3 separate regions of the Homo sapiens genome follow, and all the other regions are linked to region 3. The links are chromatin loops, found by intact Hi-C in ENCODE. Cell type or tissue: ascending aorta. All regions are shown on one strand. Links, peaks and the distances in the headings refer to the core of each region. The heading gives the core; the rest is flanking DNA.

Region 1 (7,895 bases), core at 2,098-6,097, 580 kb before region 3:
TAAAACCAAGCTGTGCCCAACCACCTTGGGCACATGTCAATCAGGACTTCTGGAGGCTGTGTCACAGGCACACATTCTCAACACTAGCAAAATAAACTTTCTAAGTTAACCGAGACCTGTCTCAAATTTTCGAGGTTCACGTGTTCATCTTGTTCTGAGACTGAAATGTGTACGGTGTGGGTTGAAACAGTGAGCAAGTAGAACCAAAATGTTTGGCTTAGAAGAAAAGTAGATACAGGTATATAAAAATGAGAAGGTTGAGTAGAATCCTAGTCTTACTTCCTTTTTTTTTTTGAGACGGAGTTTCGCTTTTGTTGCCCAGAATGGAGTGCAATGGCACTGCGACCTCCGCCTCCTGGGTTCAAGCGATTCTCCTGCCTCAGCCTCCCTAGTAGTGGGGATTACAGGCATGCACCACCATGCCCAGCTAATTTTTGTATTTTTAGTAGAGATGAGGTTTCACTGTTGTCCAGGCTGGTCTCAAACTCCTGACCTCAGGCGATCCACCTGCCTCAGCCTCCCAAAGTGCCGGGATTGTGAGCGACCGCACCTAGCTTGTTTTTTGTTTTTGTTTTTGTTTTTTTGAGACGGAGTCTCGCTCCGTGTCGCCCAGGCTACAGTGCAACGGAGCGATCTCCACTCACTGCAAGCTCCGCCTCCCGGGTTCACGCCATTCTCCTGCCTCAGCCTCCCGAGTAGCTGGGACTACAGGCATCCGCCACCACGCCCAGCTAATTTTTTGCGTTTTTAGTAGAGACGGGATTTCACCATGTTAGCCAGGATGGTCTCGATCTCCTGACCTCATGATCCGCCCGCCTCGGCCTCCCAAAGTGCTGGGATTACAGGTGTGAGCCACCACGCTCGGCTTTTTTTTTTTTTTTTTTTTAAAGAGACAGAGTAGTGCAGTGAAGTGATCATGGCTCACTGTAGCCTCGACCTCCCAGGCTCACAGGTTCGTACCATCTTAGCCTCAGGAGCAGCTACGATTACAGGCCCATCCTAGCATGCCCAGCTTCATTGGCTACTTTTGAAGGATATTAGCGAAACAATTCATTATGTGAAACCTAGTAAATAATGGAGAAGAATTAAGCATTTATCCTCCCTTTTCTGTAAGAGATACCTCAAGATAACCAAATAGTGGAGGCATGAAAAATTATCTTTATAAAAATATTCTATTTAATAAAAGAAGTTATAGAATTCAAATATCAATATATTCAATGCTTGCTGAAATGACTGTAGGCACTGACAATCAAGGGCTGCGAACAAAGACTACTAATCATTTCTGCCTACTTACCTAAGAAGTTTGCTTGACAAAAGTAAAGCTGAATCTGATCATACCTTTAGATCTAACCACCAGTTTTCAGTAAATTCTGTGAAACTATGCCACAGAGTAAAATTGAGACTGTGCATAACTCCACATGACAAACTACCAGGTTTCATCCATAAATAAATTACAAGAGAAAACTAAATATGGAGGGGAAACTATCAATTAAAATGAGTCACACTGTATAGATAGCATGTGGATCGATTGAAATTGTTAAGAAAAAAAATGAGAATTCTGACAATTTTAACACTGGCTGGATATTTGAAAGTATTAAGGAATTATTCATTTTCTGTGATAGTGGTACTCATGTTTACCTTTTGTTTAAGTCTTTAAGATATACATATTGAACTATTTAACGGTTAAAGGATATCTAGGACTGCGGGGATATGATGAAGCAAGATTGACTGTTGAAACTGGTTGAGAAAAGGGGTTTATACTATTCTCTCTACATATGTGTATATGTTAAGAGGTAAACATGGAAGGAAAGAAAGGAAGGGCAGTCAATCTAACTCTAAGTTTCAAGCAATAAGTAAATATTTTGTTATCTTTCAAAGCATTTCAGTATTTACTTTTCTTATTCAATTCAAAGACTATAAGAACTAAAAACTAAAAATCATGTAAATAAACAGTTTTTATGGCAAAATCAGTAACACAAAACTGAACACCAAACAAAACCTTCTCAGTATATCAGATAACATCAAAAGAATTAAGGGGAAAAATGACCAGCTTGTACGAAGTATATTTTAGAAGGAAAACTATCTCACAATTCGGGGACTGGCTAGAGTTTAGACTCACATCACTCAGCGACTCTCCGAAACTTTAAAACCTAAAGACACCACAAGTAGAAAACTAACAAATCATACCAGCTGTCCATACCATTGTAAACCACATCGAAACTCTGAAAAGCAGTTTTGACTGCCCAAATCATCCACTTCCTGAAAAGACAACTTTACTATTCTAGTTTTCTCCACTGTCAAAATCAAAGGAGTATATTAAAATTTTAACGTAGGCCAGGCGCGGTGGCTCACGCCTGTAATCCCAGCACTTTTGGAGGCCTAGGCGGACGGATCACGAGGTCAAGAGACTGAGACCATCCTGGCCAACATGGTGAAACCCCGTCTCTACTAAAAATACAAAAATTAGCTGGGCGTGGTGGCGCGCGCCTGTAGTCCCAGCTACTCGGGAGGCTGAGGTAGGAGAATTGCTTGAACCTGGGAGGCGGAGATTGCAGTGACTGGAGATCGCGCCACTGTACTCCAGCCTGGCGACAGAGCGAGACTCCGTCTCAAAAAAAAAAGGTATCATCGCGGGCCTTTGTCCATTCAAGGCTCCAAAGTTTACAAACTCACTTTCATACAATTCACACCCTCTGCCTGAAATGCCCTCCTCTCTCTGGTGCCTGTTGAACTCCTACTCATCCACTCCAAGCTTGTTTTCACTAGGCGCCTCTACTCATAGACACAGTCGACCTATCAGCATTCTATTTCCTATCCCCATTAAGATCTCAGTCAATTTTTCACACAAAAAATCTTTCTTTAACTTACCAGTAATGCATACAGCTATCAGCTATGTCTTTGGTCTTTGGAGATATGACAATTGCTTTTTGTCTTTCTAAACATAAATTATGCTCAAACCAACAACAGTTTCAGGCGAACCAAAATACGTTTTTCAAGGTGGGTATGCATAAAGTGAATGCAAATTACCTCCCAACTATCTTGAGCCATTACAAGAGCAAAGATAAAAGTCATCCTAACAGGGAAAGGCCCTCTGACATCTCCCAAAAAACGAAAATAAAAGATTAAGAAAAAAGAAAAGAGAGGGAGGGCAAAGGTGACCAACAGCCCCATCGCTGATAAAGTTCCACGATTATCTCTCGAGCGTCCGTCGGCAGATATGGCTTTTCTCTTTTGGCAGAAGCCGTCGTTTTTAAATACGAGAGCCGACAGATGCGTCCGTACACAAACCTTGCAGCCACCAGCGCTGCGGACCGCGGAACCGGTCTCACAAGCAGGATGCTGACCAGCGTCCAGCCAGGGTCGTCCTCCTCCGCCCCCACCCCTGCAGCCCACAAGCCGGCCAGGAACGAGCGGCCCGGGAAAAGCCTAGTCCCCGGGGTCCTATCCCGATGAAAGATCTGCGGCGCCCTCGCTCCCCGGCTCGGCCCAGGCCGAAGGCCCCGCGGGGACCCCTCCAAGACGCCCTCGGCGCCGCAGCGGCCTCCCCGCCCCCGAGGCTGCCCGGGCCGCCGCAGGCCCCGCGGCCCCCGCCCGCCGCAACCGCGGCCCAGTTCCCCGCGCCCCCGCCGCCGCCTCAGCCCGAACCGGGCCCCCGCCGCCCCCGCTAGCTAGCCTCACCTCAGAAGCGAATCGTGGGCAGCGCGCGGGATTCCGGGGTCCCAGTGCGGCCACCGCCCGTCGGCTCCGGCTCCGGCTCCGCCCCCGTCCCCTGGCCCGCAGCAGCGGCCCGCCAGGCCTCTCCGCCCCTCAGCCCCTCCGCTCGCCCCCACCGCCCGACCTGGGTGCGGCCTGCGGCGCTGCAGCCCAACAACGCGCCGTCCCATAGGCCAAGCCGCGCAGCACTGCCGAGCAACGTACCCTGCGATTGGCGGGACCCATGAGGGGCGGGTCCCCTGCGGGCAGGGCGATTGGACTCGCCAGGCCCGCCTCGGGGCGACCCCGCCGGGGCCTGCGGAGGCCCAGGGTCCCGCGCGGAGTACACCCCGGCCGGCAGCTTCGGGCGCCAGGTCATGGCTTCACGGTGGCCAGGTAGACTGCGGCGAGCCCCTGCCGGGTCCGCTGGACACGGTTTCATTGTGATTGACCTCCGCCGGAGGGGCTGTCGGAGCCCAGGGACCCTGCCCTCCCGCCGCCGCCCAGCGCACTCCCCCAGCAGACGGGCCCTGCCCCGCGTAGCCCCGCCTTGTGCAGTCCCCAGGCCGAGTTTTGGGGCCCGGGTGGGGTCAAGGCAGCAGGGCCTGTGGGCCCCGATAAGGCTCCACAGAGGACAACTGCCTGGCCCCCGGGCCCGGCCTGCGGGTGCTGAGGAGACCAGCGAGCACCAGCCACCTCCGCACGACCAGGGAGTGAGCCTGCGGGGCTTTGGCAGGACCAGCCTCAGACCAGCACCTTCCCGCACACTGTCCCTCCTGCTGGCGCATCTGACACCCAAAAAAACAAGCAGCGAGACAAATGGGCACGGCTGCTTGTCCTCTTGACACCCATAGAAAGCTTAGGTCCAGAGCTGGGCAGTGGCAGAAGAGTGTGGAATCCAGACCTCCCTGCTCAGCAGGAGCCTCTGTGACATTGCCCCAACAAGGGTCAGGGATACTGTCTGGATGGAAGCCAGCGACCCCTGTTCTAACCATTTCTGTTGGACGTTGGCTTTTCCAAGACGATTTTTCTGACAAGATCACAATTCTGTCTCATTCACTTCTGCTTCCCATAGTTAATCACTAGGGAAACGCAAATCAAAACCACTGTGGGATACCACTTAACATTCATTAGGATGGCAGTTGAAGAAGCAGGGAGTTGGGCGCAGTGGCTTCAGCCTAAAATCCCAGCACTTAGGGAGGCAGAAACAGGAGGATAGCCTGAGCCCAGGAGTTGGCAGACTTGACTGGACAACATAAGGAGACCCTGTTCTCTACAAAAACGAGAAGAAAACAAAAAGTTTCAAGGGGGGAGAAGGAGGAAGAAGAGGAAAAAAAGAAAATAAGTGTTGGCAAAGATGCGGAGAAATTGGAACCCTTTGTGCATCGCTGACGGGAATGTAAAATGGTGTGGCTGCTGTGGAAAACCGTAGAGTGGTTCCTCAAAAAATTAAACATAATTACCACATAATCCAGCAATTCCACTTCTGGATATATACCCCAAAGAAATGAAAACAGCTATTTGTACCATGTTCATAGCAGCATTATGCAGAGAAGGAAATTCTATTTATTGGGGTTTTGTGCCTTTTTTTTTTTTTTTTTTTTTTTTTTGGAGTCAGGGTCTCTGTCGCCCAGGCTGCAGTGCAGTGTTGCAACCATGGCTCACTGCAGCCTTGACCTCCTAGGCTCAAGGGATCCTCCTGCCTCAGCCTCCCAAGTAGCTGGGACTACCAGCACGTGCCAACATGCCTGGCTAATTTTTGTTATTTTTTGTAGAGACGGGATCTCACTATGTTGCCAGGGCTGGTCTCAAACTCCTAGGCTCAAGCAATCTTCCCAAATCCAAACTCAGCCTCCCAAAGTGCTGGGATTACAGGCATAAACCCATAAACCACGATGCCTGGCCAAAAGAAAGGAAATTCTGACGCATGCTACAACATGGATGAACACTGAAGACATGCTATGTGAAATAACCCAATCACAAAAAGATAAATGTATGATTCCACTTGTATGAGGTGTCTAGAGTAGTCAAATTCAGAGAGACAGGAGGTAGAATGGTGGTTGCAAAGGGCTGGAGGAATGGGGATTTAGTGTTTAATGGGTACAGAGTTTAAGCTTGGGGTGATGAAAAAGTTCTGGAGATGGATGGTGGTGATGACTGAACAATAATATGAATATTCGCAAAGCCACAGAACTGTACACTTTAAAATAATTAAAATGATAAACTTTATAATATGAAAATTTTATCATAATAAAACAATTTTAAAGCTATTAAAATATTCCTTCCTTTTCCAACTACAAAAAAGTAAAAAGGTCCAGGCGTGGTGGCTCTTGCCTGTAATCCTAGCAATTTGGGAGGCCAAGGCGGGAGGATTGCCTGAGCTCAGGAGTTAAGAGATCAACATGGACAACATGGCAGAACACTGTCTCTACTAAAAATACAAGAAATTAGCTGGGTCTGGTGGCAGGCACCTGTAATTCCAGCTACTCAGGAGGCTGAGGCACAAGAATTGCTTGAACCCAGGAGATGGAGGTTGCAATGAGCCAAGATGGCGCCACTGCACTCCAGCCTGGGTGACAGAGACTCTGCCTCCAAAAAAAAAAAAACAAAAAAACAAATACGGTCTTAGGTGAGAGTTTTAAAATACATTGAGTTAGAATTAGATATATACAACAATAATATCAAGTAATGAGGGAGACCAATGAAAGTCACCTGAGGTCCTTATGTTGTCCAGGAGGAGGATAAAAGTATTTATTAGTTAACTCTAGACTTCAGTAAGAATAGAGAGTGTTTAACTTTCTAACTAGGAGAAGGGGGGAAATGAAATGATTTGTTTTAAGTTGCTCAATCTCAAAGAAGGGGAAAAGGAGAGAAAAGGGAGGAAGAAAACACAAACACAAGTGAGACAATATGTAGCATAAAATAAGATGGTAGATTTAATTACATTAAATACACAATGGACAAAATGCTCCAGTTAAAAGACAAGGTGTGTTTTATATGCTATTAACAAAAAAAAAAATGAAATTAAAAATACACAATTTACAATAGACTAAAAGAAACATAAAATATTTACAAATCAAACTTAAGATAAGCAAGACCACAATGGACAAAAATATAAAATCCTATTGGTAAACCTTAAAGAAGACCCAAATGGAAAGAGAGGTAAACCATGTTCATGAATCAGAAAACTCAATATTGTAAAGACGTCAATTTTCCCAAAACTGATTGATAGCTATAATAAATTCCCAAACTATCAAGTGCATCATTGTTGTTGGAATTGACAAGCTGATTTTAAAACTTATATGGGAGAAAAACCTTACATGAAAATACAAAGAGCCAGAATAGTCAAGACACTCTCAAAGAAGAAAAATAAGGTGGAAAAGACTTACTTTATCAGATCTCAATACATAATTGATAATAATGAAGACAGCTTGATATTGGCACAAGAACAGACAGACTAATGGAACAGAGGAAAGAATCCAACAACAGATCTACATATGTCATATGTGGACATATGACAGAGGTGGCATTGCAGATGGGCGCAGAAAGTTAGATTACAAACAATGATAGGACAGGTGTGTAACCCTATGGAGAGAAAAAAATGAAAGTGAATCCTTACCTCACACCATATGCAAAAAACCAAATCTAGGTGAATTAAAGGCCTAAATATGAAATTTACATTTATAAGGATTTCAGAATATAATCTAAGAGACTATCTTCATGACCTTGGAGTGGAAATAATTTCAGTGGTTTTCTTTTTTTTTTTTTTTTTTTTGGTTTTTTTTGAGATAGGGTCTCACTCTGTCTCACAGGCTGAAGTGCAGTGGCACAATCACAGCTCACTGCAGCCTTGACCTTCTGGGCTCAAGCAATCCTCTCACCCCAGCCACCTGAGTAGCTGGGACTACAGGCACGCACCACCATGTCCAGCTAATTTTTGTATTTTTTGTAGAGATGGTGTTTCGCCATGTTGTCCAGGTTGGTCTCAAACTCCTGAGCTCAAGTAATCCTCCTGCCTCTGCCCCCAAAGTGCTGGCATTACAGGTGTGAGCCACTGTACCCAGCCTGGAAAGAATTTCTTAAGCCACAAAAAGCACTAACCAAAATGAAAACACTGATCAATTCAACTGCATTAAAAATAAGAACTGGCATGCACAGTGGCTCATGCCTGTACTCCCAGCACTTTGGGAGGTCAAGATGGG
Region 2 (7,895 bases), core at 1,328-5,327, 390 kb after region 3:
ATTGACGAGGTAGATTTCTTGCTCCATCTTGGTGGTAGTACAGATCTGTTCTACTACTTGTTGGACTTATATACTTGCAATGTTTCAGAGTGACCTTAGCCAAGCCATTTCCTTTCTAGACTCAGCTTCTTCTCCCAGATGCTCCATTACTTACAAAACAGAGAGGCAAACAGGCCAGATATCGGCATTAAAATGGGCTGTTTGTTTACCCTAAGCCATATACCCATTTATTCGGCACTTACTGAGTGTATGCCATGAGAATGCACCAGCAGAGGCAATGCTGCCCAAGGCAATGACAGAGTCCTACCTCTAAGAGTTAACCCAACAGGGGAGAAAGGTCACAAGTGGCCATTAAAAAGCCATGAATTATGCTCAAAGAGGAAGGACAGGTGGCAGGTAGTCCACACCCAAGAACAGCCCACACAAAGGCCTGGAGTCAGGACATGGTACCACGTATTTGGAGAACAAGGTCACACTTACTACAATCAAGCAAAACAAGAGACTGAGGCTCAGAAGACTAAAATGCTTATCCAAAGTTGTATGCATTCTATGGCCATGAGCAGCCCACCAAAAAACAAAACAAAAACAAAAAGGCAAAACCAAACACGTAGATCAGAATATATGAGTAAAAAGCCTTATGGCTTCTGTTGCTGCTGATTAATTATTTACTTAGAAAGGTTATTTGCCCACTTGCCCAGCTAAAAAGGACAGGGCAGAGCCAGGAAGGCTGAGTGTGCCTGTAGTAACCACTACTCAGGAGGCTGAGGCGGGAGAATCACTTGAGCCCAAGAGTTTGGGACTGAAGTGCACCATGATTGCTCTCCTCTGAAATAGCCACTGCACTCAAGCCTGGGCCACATAGAGAGACCCTGTCTCTAAAAATAAATAAATAGCACAGGACAAAATACGTTTGGATTATGAACTTCAGCACCATCTTAGCACTTCTTTTAAGTTCTTGCTTGGTAAAGAGAATCCTGTAGCTTAGTAAGCCTAATTCCAGCTACTTTTGCATGTTTTACACTGAATCTTCAAACAAAAAAAGTTCACATTCTGCCATGTGAGTAAACTTTGTAAGATTTGATTACTTTTAGAAGGAGAAGATAATCTGAATAGGCAGAAGGCTGTACCCATGTAAGCCCCACAGGATTAGGAGGAGTGGGTTGTCTTCTACCTATTCAGATTATCTTCCTGACTCATTCTAGGACTCTGCTTAATGCTTCATTTGGGTCCGCACACTTCAGCAAGTACTGGTTTGAAAGCCCTGGATAAGCTGATTGCATAGAAACAAAGCAAGTCGCACCTGCAGCCTGCTGACCTTATAATTTTGTTGTGCATGGCTCCAAAAGTTATATTAGTTTATATGTTACATACGAATAGATACGATAAATTGTCCATCATTCTTTCAAATTCTCAGTTAATTACCTCATACTCTTAAAATAAAATCTTTACTGTTATAATCAGAGGCCAGACTCTGGTATTAATGCAGTCAGGAGAGGACAATTTTTGTACTGAGATCAGAGCTCTTCACAAAAGCTTACACAAACTCAAAATTGTGCAGTAAGTCCTCACTCTACCAACCATCAGCCCAAAACTGAAGGTTGCTGGGTTTGGGTGGCTGAGAAAATGGAAGGAAAGAAAAGGAAATGACTCAAAGTAATCGTGCTTAAAGCATGAGTCCTCTTCATCTCCATTTGGCAGTTTAGATTTGAACCACCATCAGTTGTGGGGAATGAGAGCACACATCAAGTACACAAGGAAAGGCTGTGCTCACAGAACTTGTTTGCTTTATGTTGTTGGCGTTCTGCTCTTTAAAATATTGTTGTTCTCATCACATTTAAATACGTAACTAGGGCACTTAAAACATTTTGGGAAAATTAAAAAGTTTAAGTCCCAAGTTCATAAATGGGATGGCTCCTAAGTTATTTTCCACGTTGATATTTGAAATACACAAAATAGAGTGAATATAACCCATGCGTGATGCTGGCGTTTAACTCATTTAAAAATCAAGGCTTGAAAGTCTGTGAAGCAGGTGGGTAGCACTGAAGAGCTGCTCCTGAGCCAGGCCTGAACTTTATCCAATTAGTCTTGTCTTCACAGGGTCTGCGCGCTCTCTCTCTCTCTCTCTCTCTCTCTCTCTCTCTCTCTCTCTCTCACACACACACACACACACACACACACAAAATACACGTTATCTACCTAAAAACGATTAACGTCACCACATCAGTTTTGATACTATGTTTCCACTTGAATGTCAAAGCCCATCGTGGGCACAGAAAGATTCGTGCTGCAATGGGTCCTATACAATACCCTCATCCATTTTATTTCTACCGAAACTTAAGACCAGCATTTTTTAAACGCCGAGATTTTAAACCACGGTTCCTGTGAGTGGAGCAAAACCAGCCATTAAGTCGCCAGGTCCCATCTCATGCACTGAGGCTTCAAGGACTATCAATCTGCATCCTGGGGCGAGGGGAACATCCCAGGCGGAGGCCCGGACGCCGAGGGCGCGCAGCCCCCCAGCAGGGTACCCACACCCGGCTCACCCCCGCCTCCACCTGCCAAGGGCCGGACCGCGGCCCGGCTTCCCGGGGGAGCGTCCGCGCTGACCAACGCCCGGGCGCCGCGAGTGTCAACGCCAGACACCGCCTGCAAACAAAAAGCGACCCTCGGCCCGACCCCTGGCCCCGGCGCCGGCCCCGGGACCCCAACCTGCCCCTCCCACCGCGGCCGCCCCGGACCGGGGGCGCCGCACAAAGGCCGGCCCGACCCGCTCGGCGCCGCGGGAACAAAGGCGGCCGCCTCGGCCGGGCCGGGCACAGGTGCAGCCGCAGGGCCCGGCCGGGCCCAACATGGCCGCGCCCGCCCGCCCGGCCCCGTTAGCCGCCGCCGCCCGCAGGCCGCCGCCCCTCCCCTGCCCGGACTCGTCCCGGCCTCCGCGGTCCGCCCGGTCCTCCCGCCGGCCCTCAGGCCTCCGCGGTCCTCGCGGTCCCCACGACCCTCTCAGGCCGCCCGGCCTCCCGGTCCCCCAGCCCCTGAGCCGGCCCCTCAGGCCTCCTCAGTGCCCCCACTCCTCCCGGCGCTCCCGCCCCCTCAGGCCTCCGCGGTCCTCCCCGCCGCCCCTCAGGCCTCCCACAGCCCGGCCTCCCGGCCCCAGCCCCGGCGGTTGGCGGCCCGCGACTGTTGGGCGGGCGCCCCAGTGACCTGCGGTGCGTCGCATCCTCGGCGGGCGGCTCTCCGGAGCGGCAGGCTGGGAGGGGGCCGGGGCCGTGCGGCGGTAGGGCCCAGGCGGGGAGGGGGCGGCGGCGGCGGCGGGCGCAGCGCGGCCAGGCCGAGGCTCTCGCGCGCGGCGCCGACCCCGCCCCCGCGCCTCCCGCCCGCCGCCGCCGCCGCAGCCGGGGCCGCCGCCGCCTCGCAGAAGCCGCGGGAAAAGTGCGCGCCGCTGATTGGCTGCCGCGCTCGCGGGGCCCGCGGACCGGGCTTTTCAAATCCGCGCCGGGGCCGCGCACGGGCGGGGCGGGCAGGCACGCGGCGGGTGGGGGCCGCGCGGGCGGGCGGGGCTGGCAGCGCCGGGAGGGCCGGGCCGCGGGCCCCGCGAGCCGCCTCAGAGTAGCGCCGGGCGCGCGCCCTGCTCCCGCTACTCGGCGGCGCGCACCCGGCCCAGACCCGGCGCCCGCGGGCGCCGCGCTCAGTGACGTCACGATCCGCGCCCAATCACCGTCCGGAGCCGGCGCCCCCGAGCCGTGGGCGCGCGGCCGCGGAGGCTGGCGTTGGGCGCGCGGCCCGCCCGCGCGGGTCCCCAAGCTCCTGTCCCGTGAGAGGGGCGCGGGGCCTGGGGCCCGCGGGAGGCTGCTAGCGGCGTCCGCCTCGCGGAGCGGCAGTGCGGGGACGGGTGGGGAAACCGCCGCAGAGGCCCCGCCGTGGCGGGCCCGGAGCCTCAGAACAGACGTGGCGGAGAGGGTCAGACGCCACGACGGGGCAGGGCAGGGCGTCGTGCTCTTCCCGCCTAACGGCCGCAGGGCGTGAACGAGTCCCCCGGGCGAGGGTCCGACCCGGAGCTGGGCGCGGCTGCGGGAGGACCGCTCGCGAGGGGAGGACGCCTGGTCCAGGGGCGCTACCCCAGCGCCGCTGCGGTAGAGCCGGGCTTCAGGGGGTGGCGCGGGCGACTGCGTGCGGCACAGGGAGGAGGAGGAAGCGGCGCGGGCGAGCGGGGAAGTCAGACGCTGCAAAAAGTGGGCGGGCCGGGCGGTTGAAGCCGGTGTGATTTGCTGCCCGCCGCCCATGGAAGTTCGGCTCCTGCCTCCAGGTGCTGCCGGAGCCGGCGGCCTTGGGTTTTCTGTCACGCAGGTTCAGGGAGCCGGGAACACCTTCGGCCTTGAGCCTTAGTGTCTGCTCGAGCTTTACAGGCCCAGCTTGAGCCCTCGCTGAGAAGCGGGCCCAGGGGAGCCTGGCGAGAGTTTGGTCAAGGAGAGCTTTGTGAAAGTGCGCTACCCGGGCTATAGAACGACACCTCAGCCCAGGTCCTGCCTCCCCGGACCCACCTCCAGCCACCAAGGAGTGGCCACAGTTCACCTCCTCTTCCTCTCCCGCGCCGCCTCCGCTGCTGTCCCTTCACAGGTGCTGGGCCCCTGTATGGGTTGAGTTGTGGCCCCCCCAAAAAAACAAGGGTTGCTGCAAGACTTACTATAAGGCTACAGTAATTGAGACATTGTGGTACTGGTGGAAAAATACACAAATAGATCCATGAACAGAATAGAGAACCCGGATATAGACCACATAATGGAGTCAGCTGAGCTTGACTCTAGGAAATGGAATGGAGAAAAGACAGTCTTTTCGACAAATGGTGCTGGAACAACTGGATGTCCACATGCAAAAAAAAATCAGGCTAGACACAGACTTTACACCCTTAACAAAAATTAATTCAAAATGGAGCCAAGGCCAGTGGCTCACACCTGTGAGAAGTGTGAGCCAGCACTGTGGGAGGCCAAAGTGAAAGGATTGCTTGAGCCCAGGAGTTGGAGACCAGACTGGGCAACATAGCAAGACCTCGTCTCTATCACCAAACAAATAAATGAATTTTTAAAATTACGGCCAGTGCCAGGCATGGTGGCTCACACCTTTAATACAAGCACTTTGGAAGGCCGAGACAGGTGGATCGCCTGAGGTCAGGAGTTCGAGACCAGCCTGGCTAACATGGTGAAACCCCGTCTCTACTAAAAAAAAATACAAAAATTAGCCAGGCATAGTGACGGGCATCTGTAATCGCAACTATTCAGGAGGCTGAGGCAGGAGAATCACTTGAACCCGGGAAGTGGAGGTTGCAGTGAGCCGAGATCATGCCACTGCACTCTAGCCTGGGTGACAGAGCAAGACTGTCTCAAAAAATAAAAAATAACAAAAAGTGAATAAGCCAGGCACAGTGGCTCACACCTGTAGTTCTAGTTATTTGGAAATCCGAGGCAGGTGGATCATTTAGTTCTGGGCTATGCCAGTCAGGTGTCTGCACTAAGTTTGCCATCAGTATGGTGACTTCCCAGGAGCTGGGAACCACCAGGTTGCCTGAGGAGGGGGGAGCCAGCCCAGGTCAGAAACAGAGCAGGTCAAAACTCCCATGCTGATCAGTAGTGGGACTGCACCTGTGAATAGCCACTGCGCTTCAGCCAGGACAACATAGCAAGACCTCGTCTTAAAAAGTGGACAAAAAGGCAGTGGCTTACACCTGTAATCCCAGCATTTTGGGAGGCCAAGGCAGGAGGATCCCTTAAGGCTAGGAGTTTGAAACCAGCCTGATCAACATTGAAATCCTATCTCTACAAAAAAATAAAAAAACAGCTGGGCATGGTGGTGCATGCCTGTAGTCTCAGCTACTCAGGAGGCTGAGACAGAAGGATCTCCTGAGCCCAAGAGTTACATGAGGCTACAGCAAGCTGTGATTGCACCACTGCATTCCAATCTGGGCAACAGAATGTGACCCTGTCTATAGTAAAGTGGACAAAAGACCTCCACAGACGCCTCCCCAAAGTAGATACCCAGATGGCAAGGATGCACGTGAAAAGAAGATCCTCATTATCAGGGCGTAATCTCAACTACTCAGCAGGCTGAGGGGGGACGACTGCTTGAGCCCAGGAGTTTGAATACAGCAAGACCCCATCTCTCAAAATAAAAATAACAAGAGGTAGAGAGACCTGGGCTAGCAGTTAGTATGCTCAGCCCCCTTGTCATGGGACGCCTGGGAAGCTTCAGAGAGTCCACACCAGCAAGAAGGCTCTCATCAGACACACCTCTTGGACCTTGAACTTCCCAATCTCCATAACTGTAAGAAATAAATTCCGGCCAGGCACAGTGACTCACGCCTGTAATCCCAGCACTTTGGGAAGCTGAGATGGGGGATCCCTTGAGCTCAGGAGTTTGAGACCACCCTGGGCAACATGACAAAACTCCATCTCTATAAAAAAAAAAAAAAAAAAAAACTACAAAATCAGCTGGGTGTGGTGGTACATGCCTGTAGTCCCAGCTATTCAGGAGGCTGGGTGGGAGGATCACCTGAGCTCGGGAGGTTGAGGCTGAGTGAGCCATGACTGTGCCACTGCCACTGCACTCCAGCCTGGGCAACAGAGTGAGACCCTGTCTCAAAAATAAGTAAATAAATTCATTTTCTTTATGAATCACCCAGTTTCAGGTAGTCTGCTATAAGCAACAGAAAACTGACTAAGAAGCCAATCTGAAAGGGCTACAAACTTGTGTGATTCCAACTCCATGACATTCTGGAAAAGGCAAAACTATGGAGACAATAAAAAGATTAGCCAGGGGTTAGGGCAGGGAGGGATGAGTAGGCAGAGCACAGATGATATTTAGGACAGTGAAAATACTCTGTGTGACACTGTAACAGTGGATACAAGAACGTACAGCACCAAGAGTGAACCCAAAACCGGATTTTCAGTGATCATGACGTGACAATGTGGGTTCACTGATTACAAGAAATATACTACTCTAGTGGGGAATGCGGATGATGGGGGAGGCTGGGTGTGTGGGTGAGAAGGGGCTATATGGGACCTGGGTGCACTTTCTGCTCTATTTTGCTGTATACCTAAAACTGCTCTAAAAATTAAACTTTAGGCTGGGCGCAGTGGCTCACCCCTGTTAATCCCAGCACTTTGGGACCAAGGCGGGCGGATCACCTGAGGTCAGGAGTTCGAGACCAGCCTGGCCAACATGGTGAAACCCAGTCTCTACTAAAAATGCAAAAATTGGGCTGGGCACAGTGGTGCGTGCTTGTAATCCCAGCTACTCTGGAGGCCGAGGCAGGAGAATTGCTTGAACCCAGGAGGTGGTGGTTGCAGTGAGCCGAGATCATGCCACTGTACTCCAACTTGGGCAACAGAGCGAGACTCTGTCTGAAAAAATAAATATATAAAAATTAAACTTTATTAGTTAAGAAAAAAGATACATTGAAGTCTTAACTCCCAGTACCTCAGAATGTGGTCTCATTTGGGGATGAGGGTCTTTCCAGAAGTAATCAAGTTAAAATGTGGTCATTAGGGTGGGCCCTAATCCAATATGACTGTATCCTTATAAAAAGGGAAAATTTGGAGACAGGCACACCAAGGAGAGGCCATGTGAAGAGGAAAGCAGAGGTCAGGGCAATGCTTCCGAATGCCAACGACTGCTGGTGAGAGGATGGGACCCATTCTCCCTGGCAACCTAAGAAGGAACCAACTTTGGAAATGCTTTGATCTCACGTATCTGGCCTCCCAAATGTTTAAGCTACCCAGTCTGTGGTATTTGCTACAGTAACCCGAGCAGACTGATACTGTCCCTAATAAGGCTTCTGGAGAAGCTGACCTATGGCAGCTGAAGGGGCTGGATTAGAGTCGGGGACATGGGGGTGAGGGGTAGAG
Region 3 (7,895 bases), core at 2,000-5,999:
CCATGCATTTTGATTGTGCCGTCTTCTTTTCGTATTCTGGAGACAGTGTTTTCCTGAGTGTCAAACTTTTTGGAAGGCCCCCAAGAGGCCTGGCCTGGGGCCCGTGGCTGGCCAGCCGGGCAGCCAAAGCTCCACCCAGGTTCTCAGCGAGACTCTGCTACTGACCGGCTGAGACTGGGCAGGCCCTGTCTCTCCTAAGCCCTGTCTCTCTGTGGGCAGGGCCGAGGGGTTGGAGGCTCTTGCTGATTTGGAGCTGATGTTCACATTCCTGGCACTTCCTGGGCACCCCTTAGTGCCCAGCCCACTGCTGTGCAGGGCTTTGCATGCATCCTTCATGACACACCCCAACCACCCAAGAGGCAAGTACTGTCACCCCCGATTTTACAGCCCAGGAAACAGGCCCAGGGAAGCTGACAGGACTAGAATCCAGGGTGGCTTCAAGGAGAGGCACCATAGGGACTCCCCCTGGTGCCGGGACACAACCAGGCCTCTTGGTGCAGGGGAGCCAAGGCCTCGGGGGACTGGGTGCGTGCTGAGCTGGTCACAGCTCTCCAGCCCTGACCCGGGCCACCCCACTGACCTAGAACCTGCCACCCCTCAGGGCTGTGGAGATGGGGACTGTGCTGCAGGATTCTGACGGAGTGGAGGCAGGGCAGCCTCCCGCCCTGAATGCTGGTGCAGGGGACCTGGGGGCTGCTGGCAGCCCACCCAGTGACAGGAGGCCCAAGGTGGGAGGGGCAGGGTGTCAGTGGCCAAGTTTGGGGATCAGGGCCTGGTCAGCCTGGAAGTGTGGGAAAGAGGCTCTGCAGCTGCCGGGGCCTCACCAACCTTCCCTCCCTGGGTGTGTGAGGGGTGCTCCCTGAGGCTCTGCCGAGACTCAGATACCCCGAGAAGTCATGTGTGTGTGGTGGCCATGAGGAGTTTGTGGATCCTGAGTCCAGTGAAAGGAAGTTGGGGCCCAGTGGGCGCAGGAAGGCCAGGAAGCTGTCTTCTGGAGGTCTCTTTGGGGCTGGCCTTAGATACTCTCACAGATCCTGCGGGTGGGGAGTCAGCCCAGTAGCCTTTCCCAAGCCAAACCAGGAATCCTTTATTCCTATTCCGTCCTCCATATGTCCCAAGAGGCAGCACTGCCAGCCCCGTTCACAGCCAGGGAAGCTGAGGCTGTGGCAGATGGGGCAAGATAACTCAGGAAATCCAGGCAGCGGAAGACAAGCCTGCCGTGGCCTTCCACCCAAAACCGGGGAAGCCCTTCTGCATGCAGGCCCTGTCCCTTCCCTGGGAGCCCCTGCCTGGGGTGGGCTGGGGAGGGCCGTCGTGAGGGAAAGGAGACAGAGGGCGAACAACCCAAGGAGAATGTAAGGCTGGGTGGGGCTCAGAGGATGGGGCAGGAATGAGATGCACCCTGGGGGTCCCAGAGTGGCATAGAGAGGTCCTCCCAGAGTAGGGTGGGGGGACTGGGCTCCCCAGGGAAGGAGGCTGGAGATGTCTGCCCCCTCCCTCCTAGCTTTCATTGGTGCCCATTGGACAGGTCCTGGCTCTGGGGAAGGGCAGGGCAGGGCTGGGCAGGAGCTTGTGCCCATGGAAAGCTCCCTGGAGATGCCACACCCTGCGGGGGACCTGCCCTACAGAAGGGGACATGGCCCATGCCCTGCAGGGCTTGGGTCCAACTGGCTGACCTGAGCCACGTCCTCCCCACTCCTCAACCACCCCTGAGACTCCATGGGCACTGGTGCCTGCCGGCACTGACCCAAGATGCCTCTGCCCATCTTGGGAAGGACAAGTTGAGACCCGTGGGTGTAGAGACCCTGCCAACTGCAGGTGGGACCAGTGCCCCTATCCCCCAGGGGCTCCAGACCTCTCCTGGCAGGGCTCCAGGCCCACCTGCAGCCATCTGGGCCAGGCCAACATCACCTCCAGGCCTCTCCTGGCTGCTCCCTCCCCTTCCCTCTCCTCCTGCCATTGCTGGCCGATGCCTCCAGTACCTCCCTCCCTAGCTGCAGCTCAGCCCTCAGTCATCCATCGCCTCCTGCAGCTTCTCCTCCCAACCCCAACTCCTTCCTGCTCCCCCAGGCAGTGGTGCCCACACTACCAGGCAAGGTTTGAGCCCAGGGACACCAGGGAAGTGCTTGGTCCTCAGTGTGGTGGGGAGGTGAGGGTGAGTCCTTAAATGGCCTAAATTGAGGCTAAAAATCTCTTAGACTGGGGTAGCATGCAGGTGCCTCCCCATAGACACACCTGCGCACCTGTGCTGCCCACTGCCACACAGAACAAATCTCTTGGCCCATGGCAGGAAGGGGGCGTGCACTATGCCCAGCAGGTGCACTTGTACTAGGCCAGGTGTCCGCTTTAGCTGTCGGCAGCAACTCACCCAGTGGCCAAAGCAGGGATGGGGCAACTTTGCAAAATGCTCATCCCCAAGTGGAGAGCTGGGTCCCCAGAGCCCAAACACACCCTGCTCCTCCCCAGACTTGGGCACCTTTCTTTACCATGCACAGCTCTGAGCAGCCATGCAGACAAACCTGGAGGGCCTCAGTGCTGAGTTCTTGTGAGGGGCTCTGCCTTGGGCCCTGGCGTCACTGTGGGGCGGGAACAGGAAGGGCCCCTGCTAACATCAAGGGGGTTGTCTCAATGTCCATGCAGGGCTGTCTCATAGCAGTGTCCGAGTTCCCCACTGGGTCCTGCAGGGCTCTGTGGGAACACACATTATTCTGAAGCCCACACCACAGGCTTACACCCAGCAGGACCAGCCAGGCCAGGAGGCTCTGGCCTCTGCATTCCTATAGCCCTGAGCCGTGTGTGGCAGCACTAATCTCCATTCTGCTGAGATTTCTGGGAGACCCCAGCAAATCCCTGAGCGTCTAGTCCCATGTCCTGATCTGCAAGCCGGGCATGCAAAACACAGGGAGATGCACACGAAGCTTTCACAGGAGTCCTGGTGCTGAGGTTTTGCATTTTTTGTTCAGTTTCATTGCCAGCAGCAGCCCCTGTGTCCCACTGAGTACTTCTGGAGGGGTCCAGCCACCTTATGCCTCCACACTCTCCAGCCTGCGGGGCCTGGCCCTTGGCACATCCAGGCCACCAACCTCAAAAATCAAATCAGTGAGATGGGTCGGGCGAGGTGGCTCACACCTGTAATCCCAGAACTTTGGGAGGCCGAGGCGGGCGGATCACGAGGTCAGGAGATCCAGACCATCCATGGTGAAACCCCATCTCTACTAAAAATACAAAAATTAGCTGGGCGTGGTGGCACGCGCCTGTAGTCCCAGCTACTTGGGAGGCTGAGGCAGGGGAATCGCTTGAACCCGGGAGGCGGAGGTTGCAGTGAACTGACATCACGCCACTGCATTCCAGCCTGGGCAACAGAGCCGTCTCAAAAAAAAAAAAAAAAAAAATCTGCGAGAGGGTGGGGGGTGCCGAGGCCAGTCTGGGCCAGCCTTAGGGTCAGGGGTCACTAGGGAGACCCGCCAGCTGGGATTTGATGAAGGGTTCACTCCCGTCCCCACTTAGGGCGTCCTCGGCCAGAGGTGGCCAGCGCCTGCCTCTAGGAACGTCCCTGCCCCTCAGGCCAGACACAGAGCATGCAGCCCCCCACTCCGGGGAGCCTCTCGACTCTGGCCGCACGTCTGTGTCCCTTCCCCAGACCTGGGCCCTCCCTCAGCTCCGGCGTCCACTGGGCGATCTGAGGAGCCCGCCCGCTCTGGGCCTGTTTCCCCACTGACACCCTCAGAGACGCCTGGCTCTTAGGATCAGAGCGTCTGCGTCCCTCTCCGAGGTCCCGGCCCTTCCCGGGGCCACTCTGCGCCCGGCGGGGAGGGGAGTCGTTCACGGCCCCACGCAAGACCCCCGGGCAGAGCGCGAGGCCTCGTCCCCCCACGCAGCCACTGCTTTCGTCGCGCTCAGACCCGGCGGCCCGGCCCGGCCCGGCGCACGCCCCGGAGCGCCCTGCTTCGCTCTCGTAGCGGAGACGCTCCTGCGTCCTAACGGGCCCCCAGGACGGCGGGCGGTCCCCGCGCGCTGCGCTTCCTCTCGGCAACGCGTCCGGCTGCGGCGCCCTCATTGGCCGCGCGCCCCGCCACCGGCCATTGGCTCGCAGTGCCTGTTTTACATAGGCCGCTCTGGCCAATCGGCGCGCGGCGCCTACTTAACATGCACGGCGGCCGCCAGTCAGCTAGCGCGGGGGCCGGGCCACCACGTGCTGTTGCTAAGCTCGGGCTTCTAAATTGTTACTAGCGCGGCCGGCCTATCCCAGCCCAGCTCTGCATCTGTCAACATTCTCGGCCCGGCCCGAGGCGCTCGACCCGTCCCCATTGGCCCCAGCCCGGCCCGGCGCCCGCCCCCGGGGCGCGAACGCCGCCTCCCATTGGCTCTGCGGGCCGCCGCTCTCCCTTATGTGTCAATTTGAGGGCCTGAGGCGGAGGGTGGCGGCCGAGCGCCGGAGTCCGCGGAGTCTGGAAGTGCGGCGGCCGGGCGCGCGGGGTGGGCGGCGAGCGGAGCCGGCCGGAGCGGGCCGGGCAGCGGCCGCCGCCGTCCCGGGGCGGACGGGCGCGGGCGGGAGGATGGAGCTGAACTCCCTGCTGATCCTGCTGGAGGCGGCCGAGTACCTGGAGCGCAGGGATCGAGGTAGCGCTCGCACCCCATTGTGCGCCCGCGGCGGTGGGCGGGCGGCGGGGCCGTGCCGGGCGGGGGCCGCTGACCGCGCCGTGTGTCCGCAGAGGCCGAGCACGGCTACGCCTCGGTGCTGCCCTTCGACGGCGACTTCGCCAGGGAGAAAACAAAGGCGGCCGGCCTGGTGCGCAAGGCCCCGAACAACAGGTACCGCCCCCCGCTCCCGACCCCGCCCGGCCCGGTCCGAACCCCCGCCCCCGCCCGGAGCGTGCTCTCCGGGCCCCGATTCCCGGCCCGCGGCCCTCAGCGCCGCCGCCGCGCGCCCCGGCGGCCAGCCTGGAGGAGGAGGCGCGCAGGCCGCGGCCGCAGCCCCGCCCGGCCGGCCCCGCCCTCGCCGTCGCCATCTTCCCGCGGCCGCGCCTCCCGGGCCGCTCGCGTAAACAGTGCCACGCGTACAGCGCCCGCCGCCGGGGTCCGCTCCCGCGCCCGCTCCCCGCCCCCGAGTTGTTCTGGACTTTTCCAGGCGGTAGAAAAGTTGTCAGCGGGCGCTGGCCGGTGCCCCGTGGGTCTGGGGAAACAGGCTCAGCCAGGGTCTGCGGGGGCTGCCGGCCCTAACCCCTTCTCTCCGCGGGTGGGTGGGCGGCCTCCTTTCGACTGGCTCTGCCAGCCGAACTCTGCTGCTCGGCCACCTTCCCCCGCCCCCAGGAGCCTAGACAGAGAAGCGAGTGGAGGCGCTGTCCTGGGCCCTCACTCCTCCCAGGGTGCCCACCGCTTCTGCCCAGCCTCCTGACACAGCGAAACTCCAGCCACCAGTATGGGGGTCCTCTTTTTTAAGACAGAGGCCTTTTAAGGGGGCGGGAGGAGGGGGCAGGCTGCAGGGCAGGGGCCCCATGAAGTCGTTACTACGGGTGCCAGCTGCGCCCTCCATACCTTGACCTCGTGTTCAGGCAGCAGAAGCCCTGAAGCTGGGGTGCGTACAGGTCCCCCGCGTGGGGAGTGGGGACCCTGGGCCGGGGCTCCCCGGGGATTTCCACCCTCCTGGCTGCTGTGAGGACCATAGCACACCTGGTCCTGTCTGGGCCCACCTTGGCCCAGCCCTTTTGTGTGAGCAGGCTGGGAGCTGCGTTTGTAGGGGGCTTCAGAGCCCCAGGGCATGGCTCATTCCTGTGGTCCACCTGTTCTAGGGAATCCGAAAGGCTGGTGTAGGGACCCATTTCTGTGGCATCCTGAGCCAGGCGAGGAATTGGTTGAGTCTCCAGCTGCCCTGGCTGGGACCCGTCCCTGAGTCCCAGCCCCTGGTCCCCTACTGGGGACAGTTTGGGGAAGGACAGGAGTGTGACGAGGGAACCATTGCCTCAGGCCTCCTCAGTGAGCAAGCCCGGCCCCCGCTGCCGCTTCTCTCCAAACCAAGTCCCTGACCCGTGGAGAACTCTGGGGCGTGAGCTGGGGCTCCCCCAGCATGGAGAATCCAAAGCTGACAACCAGCGTCCTGGCCAAGGCTGCCCGAACACTGCCTCTATGCTGAGCGTTTCACACATGCAGCCAGTTCATCTTCACCCCAGGCTCAGAGAGGTGATGTGATTTTTATCTCTATGGCCAAGGAAACTGAGGCAAGGAGAGGTTTGGTTACTTGCCTGCCACTCACCCATCTCTGATGACGCCTGTTCCTGAGATGGGGTCCCAGCTGTCCACATTCTGCTGGGACAGAGACCATGGGGGCACTGGTGAGGGAGACAGAGGGCTCCCCAACTCTGGTGCATCTCCCCTGGCTCCTCTGGGCCGAGCCCCGCTCCCCCGGGGCCTGAGGCAGCCCAGGGCTGGCGGCTTGGCCCCTTCCTCGGGTGGGCAGCACTGCCCTGGAGGTTTCCTCAGCCAGCCCAGACAAGTAGCTGGGCGGAGCAGGGGGCCAGAGGATCTCTGAGCCCCTGACTTGTCCCCACCTGTGAGGCTTCCATGCTCTGCCAAGGTGAGGGAGGGGACATGGCACAGTGAGGCTGGGGCAAGGGTAGGGAGTGGGGCCGGAGGACAGTGTCAGGGTTGAGGGAGGCGGCAGAGCACTGGGGCCAGCCTGCAGGGGGGTCCATTCTGTGGGAAGTGTGCTTGTCTCCTGGGGTCACGGGAATGCTGGGAACGCACTTGGCCTGGCCTCAGCGGGGACAGGTCCCACCTCTCCTGAGGGATAGAGTGCTCCTGGGACCCATGTTGCAAACATCCCCCTCGATGGACCCCAAGGGTCTCTGGGCCCAGGAGGAGCTGCAAGAGGGGCCCTGGCTGCTGGAGGAGGGCCCCCTGCCTCCAGGGTGGGGTCCAGCCCCGTGCCACCCTTCAAGGGGTAGGCAGGTAGGCTTTTATGTTGAAGGGCACCTGCTGACCCCGACCTCCCTCTTGACTACAGACCCACGTGGCCAGGCTGCAGTTTGGGCTGAGGACAGAGAGTACGGCTCATTCCTGCGGCCTGCCTATTCTGGGGAAGCAGAAACGCTGGCGTAGGGGCCTATCTCTGTGAGGCCAGTGAGGAGCATATGGCTGTGGCCTCTGCTGGCCCTGGTCGGCCCTGGCTGGCCCTGGCAGTGATTCGGAGGCTCCTTGTCCAGCCCATGTGACCAACAGGCCCTCCCGGACCCTGAGACCTGGGTCTGGAGGCTCTGCTGAGGCTACACAAGGAGGCCCAGGGCCTGTTGGTGCAGCGGGTGGGAGGGGCAGGCCCTTGGCCTGAGTGGTTGGGACAGGAGACGCCAGATCCCAAGTTCCTGAAGCAGGCAGTGGTCAGCAAGAAGCTTCAGGAAGGAGCCAGGTCCTGAGGGCAGGGAGAGGCCTCAGGGCTGGGTCTGGAGGTGCCCCGAGGCAGTCTGAGCTCTCTGCCCACCTGTGCAGCGGCATCCTGGGAGGCCCGGGAGCCCTGGCTGGCCTGTGGGGTCCTGCCTGGACACGGAAGGTGGCCTGGAGCTGGGAGCGAGGTCCCCCTGCCTCGTTATCCTCCAGGCAGATGCTGTGGCACACCCTGTGGTGCTGGGAATTGTGTGCCCGCGTCTGAATGGGCAAGACAGGTGAGCAGCAGGTGGGGCCACTGTCCCCAGAGAAGCTGAGCCCGGGCCTCCAGGGCAGCCCATCCTGCTAGCACAGCCCCTGAGGGAAGTGGGAGGGCTGGCCTCAGTGTCCCCCTGTGCCTACTGGCCTGGGAAGCATCCACATCTCAGAAGCCCCCTCATGGGCTGACCTGGCTGACGCTGCTGTGTCCCTGGTCCCCATTGGTAAGGTGGGCTGTGGTCACGCAGGTGTGTGAGCCCGAG

The links. Hi-C counts contacts between places; a loop is a spot of excess contacts. Peaks named below come from ENCODE experiments on the same cell type or tissue, not always from the same donor. Only the 100,000 strongest peaks of a DNase experiment are listed, where the experiment ranks them.
Region 1: it touches region 3 in a loop (2.5-fold over the local background); 2 of 110 quality-filtered maps call a loop at or near these places.
Region 2: a loop joins it to region 3, with 2.4 times the contacts of the local background. A loop is called at or near these places in 3 of 110 quality-filtered maps.

The regions. Positions count from the first base shown.
Region 1 is chr4:2,839,808-2,847,702 of GRCh38, reverse strand. It overlaps ADD1 (adducin 1), which reads right to left and starts at 3,859. Exons shown (of 16, transcript NM_001354761.2): 1 at 3,679-3,859. It overlaps SH3BP2 (SH3 domain binding protein 2), which reads right to left. Exons shown (of 13, transcript NM_001122681.2): 13 at 6,607-7,895. RefSeq lists silencers at 3,398-3,547, 3,668-3,857, 3,918-4,297, 4,398-4,447 and an enhancer at 4,576-5,087. In ascending aorta, for the core only: no CTCF peak of the experiment used is centred there; DNase peaks (open chromatin) are centred at 3,386, 3,902 and 4,338; H3K4me3 peaks cover 2,940 bases; H3K27ac peaks cover 2,378 bases.
Region 2 is chr4:1,866,849-1,874,743 of GRCh38, reverse strand. It overlaps NSD2 (nuclear receptor binding SET domain protein 2), which reads right to left and starts at 3,351. Exons shown (of 22, transcript NM_001042424.3): 1 at 3,202-3,351. It also overlaps the pseudogene RN7SL671P. RefSeq lists silencers at 2,918-3,617, 3,668-3,897, 3,928-4,187 and an enhancer at 3,921-4,422. In ascending aorta, for the core only: no CTCF peak of the experiment used is centred there; DNase peaks (open chromatin) are centred at 3,146, 3,593 and 4,213; H3K4me3 peaks cover 3,298 bases; H3K27ac peaks cover 3,248 bases.
Region 3 is chr4:2,258,642-2,266,536 of GRCh38, reverse strand. MXD4 (MAX dimerization protein 4) reads left to right here and starts at 4,428. Exons shown (of 6, transcript NM_006454.3): 1 at 4,428-4,620; 2 at 4,713-4,812. The coding sequence starts at 4,557. RefSeq lists enhancers at 2,756-3,415, 3,416-4,077, 5,309-5,901 and silencers at 3,709-4,548, 4,599-4,658, 4,749-5,138, 5,149-5,208. In ascending aorta, for the core only: no CTCF peak of the experiment used is centred there; DNase peaks (open chromatin) are centred at 3,626, 4,196, 4,726, 5,066 and 2 weaker places; H3K4me3 peaks cover 2,835 bases; H3K27ac peaks cover 2,333 bases.